2 separate regions of the Homo sapiens genome follow, and region 2 is linked to region 1. Evidence: chromatin loops called from intact Hi-C (ENCODE). Cell type or tissue: PC-9. All regions are shown on one strand.

Region 1 (5,000 bases):
GAGGGACATGAGTGAGGAGCTCATAACGTGGGTACCCCACGTCGCCCATGCCTTCTTTAGCCTTTCAACTGGAGCATATACGCAAAACTGGCTGTGTCAGCAAGAGCTGATTCTAGCATCTTCTTGGTTTGAAATAGGAAGAGGTTGAGTACTTTCAGATTTCTACAAATACTAATATATGCCTCCCATCAGCATTTCCCACACCACCAGGACCCAGGAATTTTGTTTTTCTGTTTTTTTGAGACAGAGTCCTGCTCTGTCACCCAGGCTGGAGTGCAGTGGCGTGATCTCAGCTCACTGCAACCTCTGCCTCCTGGGTTCAAGCGATTCTCCTATCTCAGCCCCCTGAGTAGCTGGAACTACAGGAGCCCGCCACCACACCCAGCTTATTTTTGTATTTTTAGTAGAGACGGGAGTTTCACCATATTGGCCAGGCTGGTCTCAAACTCCTGACCTTGTGATCTGCCCTCCTCAGCCTCCCAAGTGTTAGTGTTGGGATTACATGCGTGAGTCCTGGGGTCTGGACTTTTTGTTGTTGTTGTTGTTGTTGTTTTTTGAGATGGAGTCTCACTCTGTTGCCCAGGCTGGAGTGCGGTGGTGTGATCTCAGCTCACTGCAACCTCCACCTCCTGAGTTGAAGCGATTCTCCTACCTCAGCCTCCTGAGTAGCTGGGATTACAGGTGCCCACCATGACACCCAGCTAATTTTTGTATTTTTAGTAGAGATGTGGTTTCACCATGTTGGTCAGGCTGGTCTTGAACTCCTGACCTCAAGTGTTCTGCCCTCCTTGGTCTCCCAAAGTGCTGGGATTACAGGTGTGAGCCACTGCACCTGGATGGGATAGAGGAATCTTGCACCAGGCCCATTTCAGAGTTCCTCCACCTCCAGTGACTTGCGATAAGAGCACAGGTCTAGAGTCGGGCTGTCTTGCTGGGTTCTCCTCCTTTACCTAGTGCCTTTCTACTCACAGTGTGGCCCATGGACTCTCAGCCTTGTCCAGCTCCCTCCCCACATCTGTTCTACCAGACTCTGCACTTTAAAAAGATCCCCCTGATTTGTGTGCACAATAGTGTTTAAGCCCTGGGCTTGAAAATCTTGGGAAACCAGTTGAATTCTCTGAGCCTCCATTTCTTTCTCTGTAGAATGGGGAGATAATAGTACCCACCTCACAGGGTAGTTGTGAGGATTCATCCAGATAGAACATGTGAAGCGTTTAGCACAGTGCATGGGGCATACTGAGTGCTCCTGAGCTGTCCATGACACCCACTCCTGCCCCACAGATGGATACATAGCAGGGAGGAGGGCAGGGGTGATACCTGTGGGGTCAAGGACTTGAATCTGGGAGCTGGTAAAGGTGTGTGGGGGATGTTGAGGGAAGGAGAGGACTTGGGGGACAGGAAAGGAATTGAAGAGAAGCCGATATGGAGAAGAAAGGGTGAGGAAGGTACAGAGGAACGATGCAGGAGGGAACGAGGAATGGGAGAAGAGAAAGGGACGGGACTGGGGCCCATTCCTGTCTCATCTACCTGGATGGGGCTGGGGCAGGAGCTGGATCCCGAGGTAGGCTAGGCTTGGAGTGGGGGGTGCCAGCAATGGTTTGCAGGAGCAGCTGGAGCCTCGCCCCTCGATGAGGTGCACCTCTCCTTCTTCCCAGCTGTGTGACTTTGGACGTCACTTCACTTCTCTGAGCTGTGATGTCCTCATCTGAAGTAGTTGGGATAACTACACCTAGCTGGTACTGAGGGGATGTGTGCAACGGTAGACGGCACTGTGTTCTGTAAACTCAGGGTGCTTTGTTTGTGGTGCACACGTTTTTGTTTCGGGAACGGGAGGCAGGGTGGTTGGGTGGTAGAAGAACTGTGGGAGAGGGGAGGATCAGGGCTGCGACTCCCAGAGCACTGCAGCAGGGTGGTCTACTTCTCAGGCATGGGGACTTCACCCTGCCCCCTAGGAGGTCTCAGGAGGACTCTCAGTTGGTTCGCTGCCCTCCACCCAGCCTCTCTCCCTTCTGCACTCCCCCTGTGTAGCCAGGCATTCAGGATCTCTTTTTCCTTCCACACCGCTTCCTGCCATTTCTTCCAGCTTTTACCAGTGGGAAATGTTCCCAAGGAGAGGGGAGGGGGAGCGGGAGAGAGTGATTGAGTGCGCCGACCCCTTGCCCTCAGGGAAGGTGCTGCCTGTGATGGGTTTGACCCAGGGGCTCGGCTCTGTTAGGGAAGCCTGGCAGGGGGGAACTAGAACCCGCCTCTCCCTCAGCCTGTTCTCCACCCCTGCCGCTGCGCAGCTCCTGGTGGCAGCTAAATCCCCAGCGGGAGCCTGGGCTTCCATCTCCGGGGCGCCAGCGCCATCTGCTGTCCATGCAGGAGAACTCTCCGCAGAGGAAAAGGGAGCCGGGCTTCTGTGCGGCAGAGACTGCTCATTCAAGTGTCCCTTGTGCCCTGCACTGGGCCAGAGGCTGGGGACACCAGACAGGCTCCTGCTCCTGTGCGGCATACATGCTCATTGAGGGAGATGGACAATGGACAGGAGACAAGTAGATGAACAAGATCATCTCAGGTCTTGATAAGTACCTTGAGCAAACCAACAGACATGTGGATGCATGGACGGTGACACTGAATGTGGCCGTGTGATGTAGGAGTGTGACATGCTGAGGCTTCAGTGATGGGCAGCTAGCCATACCATGAGTGTGTGTGCGGGGGCATTCCAGGAGAGGGGACAACAACAACAAAAGCCCGAGGAGAAAAGGAGTCCAGGTGTCTGAACTTGTCACAGACATGTGGGGGAGGTGGTGGGAGAGGCAGGCAAGGGCCACATCACATGGGCACTTTTGGGTTAGGGAAGGAGCATGACTTCATTATGTGGGAAATGGGAAGCTATTGTTGGGTAAGTCAGTTAGTGGTTTCATTGGATCTGAGCACTGTGGACTGGGCACCATGGCTTCCGGTAGGGAGGGGCAAGGGTGGACCAAGGTGGGAGAGCAGTTAGGAGGAGATGGCAAAATGAGGGTTGCTGGAGAAGGAAGGAAAGTGGATGGATTCTAAATGTATTTCAGAAGTGGGCTGGAGGCTGGATGTGGTGGCTCATGCTTGTAATCCCAGCACTTTGGGAAGCCAAAGCAGAAGGATTGCTTGGGCCCAAGAGTTCAAGACCAGCCTGGGCAACATAGAAAGACCCTGTCTCTACAAAAATAAAATAAAAAGTAAAAAAAAAAAAATTAGCTGGGCTTGGTGGCATATGCTTGTAATCCCAGCTGCTTGTCAGGCTGAAGCAGGAGGATGGCTTGAGTCTGGAAGGTTGAGGCTGCTGTGAGCCGAGATCGTGCCACTGCACACCAGCCTGGGCAACAGAGCAAGACCATATCTCAAAAAAAAAAGAAGAGAAAGAAGTGTCCCAGGACTAGCTGTTGGCTTGGATGCAGGAGTGATGGAAGGGGAGATTTCAGAAATTCCGACTTGAGAAACTGGGTGGATATAGTGGGGTGGTTTACTAGGGTGGAGGAAAACGGTGGGGGGAAGGCAGGGTTTGGGAAGGTGTTGATGTGCTGTTGGGTTGGAGATGCTTTCTAATCATCTAAGGGAGGCCATCAGTAGAAAAGTTGGCGCTGATTGGAGAGGCTGGGCTGTACATTGCTTGCTAGGATACGGGACTGGAGTGTCCAAGCAGATCTGGTGGCCCTCAGCAGGGAGCAGGGAACTTCGGAGTTGCCTTGGCCACTCCTTTCATCTCCCCTCCTGCTCTCTCACCCCACCTCCCAGGTCTATACTCGCTATGGGAAGTGTTACACCTTCAACGCGGACCCGCGGAGCTCGCTGCCCAGCCGGGCAGGGGGCATGGGCAGTGGCCTGGAGATCATGCTGGACATCCAGCAGGAGGAGTACCTGCCCATCTGGAGGGAGACAAGTACGCAGGCCGGAAAGGGACAAGGGCCACCTTGGGGACTGGGGCCTGGGCCCTCTGCCTGGGATGGGTTTCCAAAGGTCCCCATCTCTGCTGTGCAGATGAGACGTCGTTTGAGGCAGGTATTCGGGTGCAGATCCACAGCCAGGAGGAGCCGCCCTACATCCACCAGCTGGGGTTCGGGGTGTCCCCAGGCTTCCAGACCTTTGTGTCCTGCCAGGAACAGCGGGTGAGCATCTCCTGCTAGGCCCTGGATTGGGCACAGGGCTCGCCTTTGGGCTCAGAGGGGATGTGGAGCAAACCTGCCCTCTAGAAGCTCAGAGCCTGCCAGCTGTGTTGACTTTGCTGGGGCTGTGGGCACTGGAGGACTGGGTGGGATTCCTGAGCATGACCTCATCATGCCCCACCTCTGCAGCTGACCTACCTGCCCCAGCCCTGGGGCAACTGCCGCGCAGAGAGTGAGCTCAGGGAGCCTGAGCTTCAGGGCTACTCGGCCTACAGTGTGTCTGCCTGCCGGCTGCGCTGTGAAAAGGAGGCCGTGCTTCAGCGCTGCCACTGCCGGATGGTGCACATGCCAGGTGGGCACCCCACCCCCAGCCAGCCCTCCATGCCACCCTGCTAGGCTCCAGAGCCTCCCGGGGCAAGGCACTGCTCATGTGCACAGGCAGGTGCATGTATACAACATGTGTATGTGTCTGTACCCGTGTGAGTGTGAGTGTTTGGGATTTTTAAACATGGTTTCACATATGCATGTGGGAATGCCGGCATGCAGATGCCTGTGTGCATGTTAATATGTATTTGTGTACGTGCATGCTCATTTATATCCGTGGTTGCGTATTTGTGGGGGTTGTGTGTGTGGTGTTCAAGCACATTTATGCAAATGTGTGCATATGTGTGTGCATGCATGTATGTGCTTACATTTGGGCGTGTGGGGGACAGGGGAAGTGATCGTAGATTCCAGGAATAATCTTCTCTCCTTTCAGGCAATGAGACCATCTGCCCACCAAATATCTACATCGAGTGTGCAGACCACACACTGGGTCCGTGCTGCCTACCCTTTCCTACCTCTCCATCAGCCTCTTCATGTCTCTGTCCACTCTTC
Region 2 (5,000 bases), 470 kb before region 1:
CCCGGAGTCCAGCTGCCCCATGCCAAGCTGTGAAAGAGTCTCAGGGGCCAGAAGGCCAACTGAGCCAGGTGGTGGTCAGCCACGGCCGCGAAGCAGGATGCCACCACATCCTCCACCACCAGTGTCCCATGCTTTGTGAGCGGGGCGTAGGCCCCGAGGGCCACGTGTGTAGAGACAGCTGCCACGCGGGCAGGCTGCAGGCCTGGCACCCCAGCCACCAGCACGTACTGGCCAGGCTGCACGTGGCTGGCAAATGTGGCCCGGAAGCGGGCTGCCGGCTCCGTGTGATTGTCAGCCGTAAAGAGCAGGTGAGCGGGTGTGAGTGCCAGGCGGCGTGGGGGGTCCTGAGTCTCGATGACCTGGAAGGCTCTCAGCCTGTGAGGCTCGCGGTCCAGGAAAATGAGCACATCGCTGAAGGTGGGGCTCCCATCCTCCCCCATGGCCAGCACACGGTCTCCCGGCCTCACGGCTGACAAGGCCACACGCGCCCCACTCTCCAGGCGTACCTGGGCTCCGGCAGGGAAGCAGCCGCCCGTCTTGGCTGCGGCCGAGTGCTCTGTGGGAGAAAGGGACATGAAGGTGTTACTGCTGTGCAGCTCAGCCTCCTGGTCACAACGACCCTCCCTTGGCCACCCCAGCCAGCCAGAGCTCCTCTTGCTCCCAGAGAGCCCCCGTCACCATATCCCAGCTCCTGCCCCCCACTTCCTATGCAGGCTTGAACCCATACTTCACTGCCCCCATCCCCTTACTCCAATGTGATCTTCTGTGACCCCCCTCCCCAGCCTAATACCTTGCCAAGGAGCATAGTGGGGCTCCAAGACCCAGTGGATGAGAAGGAAAGGGCTACCTCATGGAAGGGGGAGGTTGCTTAGCTCCTCCGAGGCCTAGATGTTCTGTTATTTCTCACCCCTTGCTCAGACACTTCCCAAAAATTGCCCTCTCAGGCTGACTCCCCAGGTTCTGTAACAGAGCTGGACCTTTGAATGTAGGGATGTGAGAGGAGCCCACCCAGTGGGGCAAAGGCAGACTCCTGGGCAGCCTCGGAGTGAATGTTTGGGTCAGGGGCAGGCCAGGGGCGAGGACACAGTCACCATCTTCAGTTCACATGCTGAGTCCCTGTGCAGGGACAGAACACTGCGGCATCAGCAGGTGAGCTGGAGAACAGTGTTTGGGGGTCAGGAGTAATGAATGGAAGTGGTTGTCGTGGGTCAATGTTTGCAGTGAAGGGTGGATGGGCCTTGCAGTAGACACAGTTGGCAGGGGAAGTATTGAGTGGAAGGTTCAGGGTGTGGTTGTGGGTCAGGGTAGGGTCAGGAATATCAAAATGTGGGCCTGGGCTCAGTGTGCGGGTCTATGAGAGTGCAACTATTACACGCTGCCAGTGTGAAAGGCTGAGCCGGCAGCCAGGTGGGGCTTGGCTGGGAGCCACACAGGAACCATTTGGAGCCTCCATGGCTGGGTTCAGTGTAGGTGACAGGGTGCTGACAAGACTTGAGGGAGGGGTGAGGCCCCAGTGCCTGCCAATTCTGATCAACAATGCGGCCAATCTGGGAAAATCCACTTTATTGAGTCCACTTTGTTTAGTCTGGCTCTCCTGGCTGGCTTTGCCCCAAAATGTCCAGCTTCAGGGCACAGGGGGAGAGGTTGGGGACGCCTGCGCCCCAGGGAGGGCTGACCTGCAGCTGGGTGGTGGGTTCTGAGCCTCTGGGCTCCTGGTCAGGCATGCAGGTGTCTGGGCATACCCCGGCTCCTGGCCCCACCACCCGCCTTGTTCTGTGCCAGGTGGGGTGGGGAGGCCTTGTCTGGCAGCCTGGCTTCCTCCATCTGTCCAGCTTGCTCTGTCTTGCACCTCCTGTGGCAGGCTCTGGACTGTGGGCCACCAGGTCAGCACCCAGCAGCCCTGGGACAGGGCCCTATCGCCCTAGGCTCCTACCATGACACTGCCAGGCATGGGATGAGCAGGCAGTCACGGTCAGGAGCAGCCTTGGAGAGCGCCGCTGATGTCCTCTTCCCCCGGATCCCTGCCTCCATCCCCGGGCGGGCTCTTCACCTTCTCGGCACTACTCCTCCTGCCCATGCCCTGCGGCCCCGGCCCCGGGCCCAGCCCCCCGGCGGCGGCTCACCGGACTTGACGGAGCAATGCACGTGGGCCTTTGACTCGTAATACACCCAGTCAAAGCCGGCCTCCACTGCCAAGCGCGCCAGCAGTCCATACTTATTGCGGTCGCGGTCTGATGTGGTGATGTCCACCGCGCGGCCCTCATAATGCAGGGACTCCTCTGAGTGGTGGCCGTCCTCGTCCCAGCCCTCGGTCACCCGCAGCTTCACACCGGGCCACTGGTTCATCACCGAGATAGCCAGCGAGTTCAGGCGGTCCTTGCAGCGCTGGGAGAGGAATGTGCGCGAAATCAACCAGAGCGAAATCAGCCGGAGGAGCCGGCCGAGGTGCAGGTGTAGGCGCAGCCTCGCCCAGAACTCTCCCGCCACACCCAAGGGAGCTGGAAGCCCGGGAGGGTGCTGTCCCTCTCCCTTAGGAACAGAGGGCCCTGAAGTGCTCCCTCCCTAGCATACAGCCGCCCCCGGGGATCTGGACCGCACGGCGGTATCACAAATCTGGAGGAGGCATGGAGGCAAGCGCCCTGGCGGCGCCTTCACTGGTAGGTGGAGGTCCCCTCTCTCCTGTGCTGTCTTCAGCTCCGGGTATCCATCCCTCCACAGACAGGACTACACCTTTCAGCGCCCGGTCCCTCTGTGCCTCCAAGGCAGGAGGGCCAGCCAGCGGCCGGGAGGGAGGAGTGGCAGCAGAGCCGACTGCCTGCGGCCGGCCTGCGAGGCGTGCAAGGCCCGAGGTGCCCAGTAGGTGTCACCGCAGCCTCAGGGCTGAGGCCTGGGGACGACAGGCTCTGGAGGCGCGGCAGGTGCAGAGCGTCTCGGTAGCTTCAGGGGGTGTGTTGGAGGGGAATCGCCGGCCTGCCTGGATCCCTCGAGCACCACCGAGGATTCCCGCCGGGACCCTCTTATAATCTTAAACCGGCCCACAACCCCGCCAGAGATGACAGGGCCAGGGAACCAGAAACCGGCGGATTAGCGCCAGGGCCGCCCAATGGGGGGCCACATGCAACGTCTTCCTCTGCAAGGCGCAAAAGGGGCTGACAATCCCAGACCTCCAGGACCTCTGCACCGGTGCCCCGCCCCTATACCGTAGGAAGGAACTCCATAAACCAAGCTTCTGATCTCAGGGAGCCAGCTCCACCATCCTCCTCACGTGGAGTTGGGGTAGAGCCGCGCCCTGGGGGAAGGACCGAAGCGGTCATCCTTGGTTGCTGCCTCCTGGTGTGCCTGGGTCCTGAGAGCCCAAGAGACTGTGCAGCTGACTCTGAGAAGAAGCTGGGGCCAGGGCCTTGGTCTGAGGGGAAAGGCCCTTCCACCAGTCCTCGACTCTGAGACTCTGAGATTCGAGGCGCCAACAAGTGTGGGCAGCCCAAGTCTCAACCTACCCCCACCCTGCAGAGCCCGGGCCTCACAGACCCTTGGACTCAGCCTTCCTAGGAGCCAATAGCAGCTACAACCCAGGGCCTCGCAGGTCCTCGCTGGTGCACAGCCTGGCTGGGGGTGCTTACTGCCCAGGGAGGGAGCTCCGCTTGCTCCTTCGTAGACCCTGCCGTCAGGCTTCTAGCCCCGCACCTATGCCCGCCTGCAGCCCTGGTTCCCCGCCTCTCTCCCTCACTGCCACCGCCCCCTCTCGGGTCCAGAGCCCGGGCGTGCGCTGTCAATGATTGCCCAGCCCGTGGCCCGGATCCTTATCTGCATTCCTCGGCGCCCGGCCCGGCCCGGCCACCAGCCAACCTTCGGCCCCGACACTGGCCGGCCAGCCCCGGCGCCAGGGTGCATGCTGAGGGCCCTGAGTCTAGCTGCTCTTCCCAACGGATCTAGAAAGCCAGGGGCCTGCTTTCAGGGGGAAGCCTCGGGAGACCCCGAAGGAAGGGGGTGAAGGTCTCTCCCCTCGCGGACCTGGCTGCTGGGAAGGAATTTGCGCCTCTAAGCTTGGGTGGAGCGCGGGTCCTACTCCAGCATGCAGAGACTAGCGTCAGCCCTGGTCCCTGCCTCCCTCGGCATCTCAGCCCCTCTTTTCCACTCCTTCCCGTCCCCACCACCAAGCCCAGGAATCCCCTAAGCTCAGTCCCAGAGCCCGAAGGCCCCAATAACCCACCCTTCCACCGCAGTAGCACCCCTCAGCTCTCCGGACAGACACGTGGGCTCGCTGGGCAGGTTCCTTTTCCCACCTCCGCCTCCCGATTCAACTCTTCCTCGCTGTTCTTAACCCCAGACCCAGCCGGGACGCTGCTCCTGGAAGGGGCAGCCCGTAGAACCAAGAGCGCACAGGGAGGAAAGGCCGTGGTGACCCTACGCACCCAGAGATTCTTTGCCTCAGGGGTGCCGAAAAGTTTCAAAATGAAAGGGGCACAGCTGTGCAGAAGGTTAGGCCGGGAGGGACTGCGTGGGTCCTGGAGGCGCAGGAGGCAGCCGGGTAGAGGTACCTCCGGGTGCAGCGTCTGGCTGAGCTGCCAGTACTTTGGGGCAGAGGAGCCGCCGCCAACCTGCTGGGCTGTGGGGCTTGGCAGCGGGGAGCTCTTCTAGCAGTCTCCTCCGGGCTTGGGGATGCCGACACTCCTGCCTGGACCCCTGGCCAGCCCATCTTGGGCAGGAGGCAGCGGGGCTTGGCGAGAGGGGCAGGTGCCAGGGAGCGTGCCAGCCAGTCGAGAAAATGTGCCAGGGGGTGGGTAGGGCCGGGCAGGTGGCCGTGCTTCGGTGGCGGCGCGCTGGTAGGGCGGATCGCGCTCACCTGGGTCATGAGGCGGTCGGCGCCTGTGTTCTCCTCGTCCTTGAAGATGATGTCTGGATTGTAATTGGGGGTGAGCTCCTTGAAGCGCTCGGAGCTGCGAGCGATCTTGCCTTCATAGCGTCCGCTGGCGCCCAGGGTCTTCTCGGGCACATTGGGG

Evidence for each region. Peaks named below come from ENCODE experiments on the same cell type or tissue, not always from the same donor. Only the 100,000 strongest peaks of a DNase experiment are listed, where the experiment ranks them.
Region 2: a loop joins it to region 1, with 14 times the contacts of the local background. A loop is called at or near these places in 2 of 110 quality-filtered maps.

Annotation. Positions count from the first base shown.
Region 1 is chr2:219,528,002-219,533,001 of GRCh38, forward strand. ASIC4 (acid sensing ion channel subunit family member 4) reads left to right here. Exons shown (of 10, transcript NM_018674.6): 2 at 3,757-3,901; 3 at 4,000-4,127; 4 at 4,314-4,476; 5 at 4,882-4,938. Among named protein-coding and RNA genes, the nearest start is that of CHPF, 13 kb to the right of the region's middle. RefSeq lists an enhancer at 4,242-4,839. In PC-9, CTCF peaks have their summits at 2,366 (motif pointing left) and 2,567; a DNase peak (open chromatin) is centred at 2,340; H3K27me3 peaks cover 2,587 bases.
Region 2 is chr2:219,055,310-219,060,309 of GRCh38, forward strand. IHH (Indian hedgehog signaling molecule) reads right to left here. Exons shown (of 3, transcript NM_002181.4): 1 at 4,844-5,000; 2 at 2,124-2,385; 3 at 1-556. MIR3131 (microRNA 3131) reads right to left here and starts at 3,441; the gene lies at 3,379-3,441. In PC-9, CTCF peaks have their summits at 2,864 (motif pointing right) and 3,065; no DNase peak of the experiment used is centred here; H3K27me3 peaks cover 4,013 bases.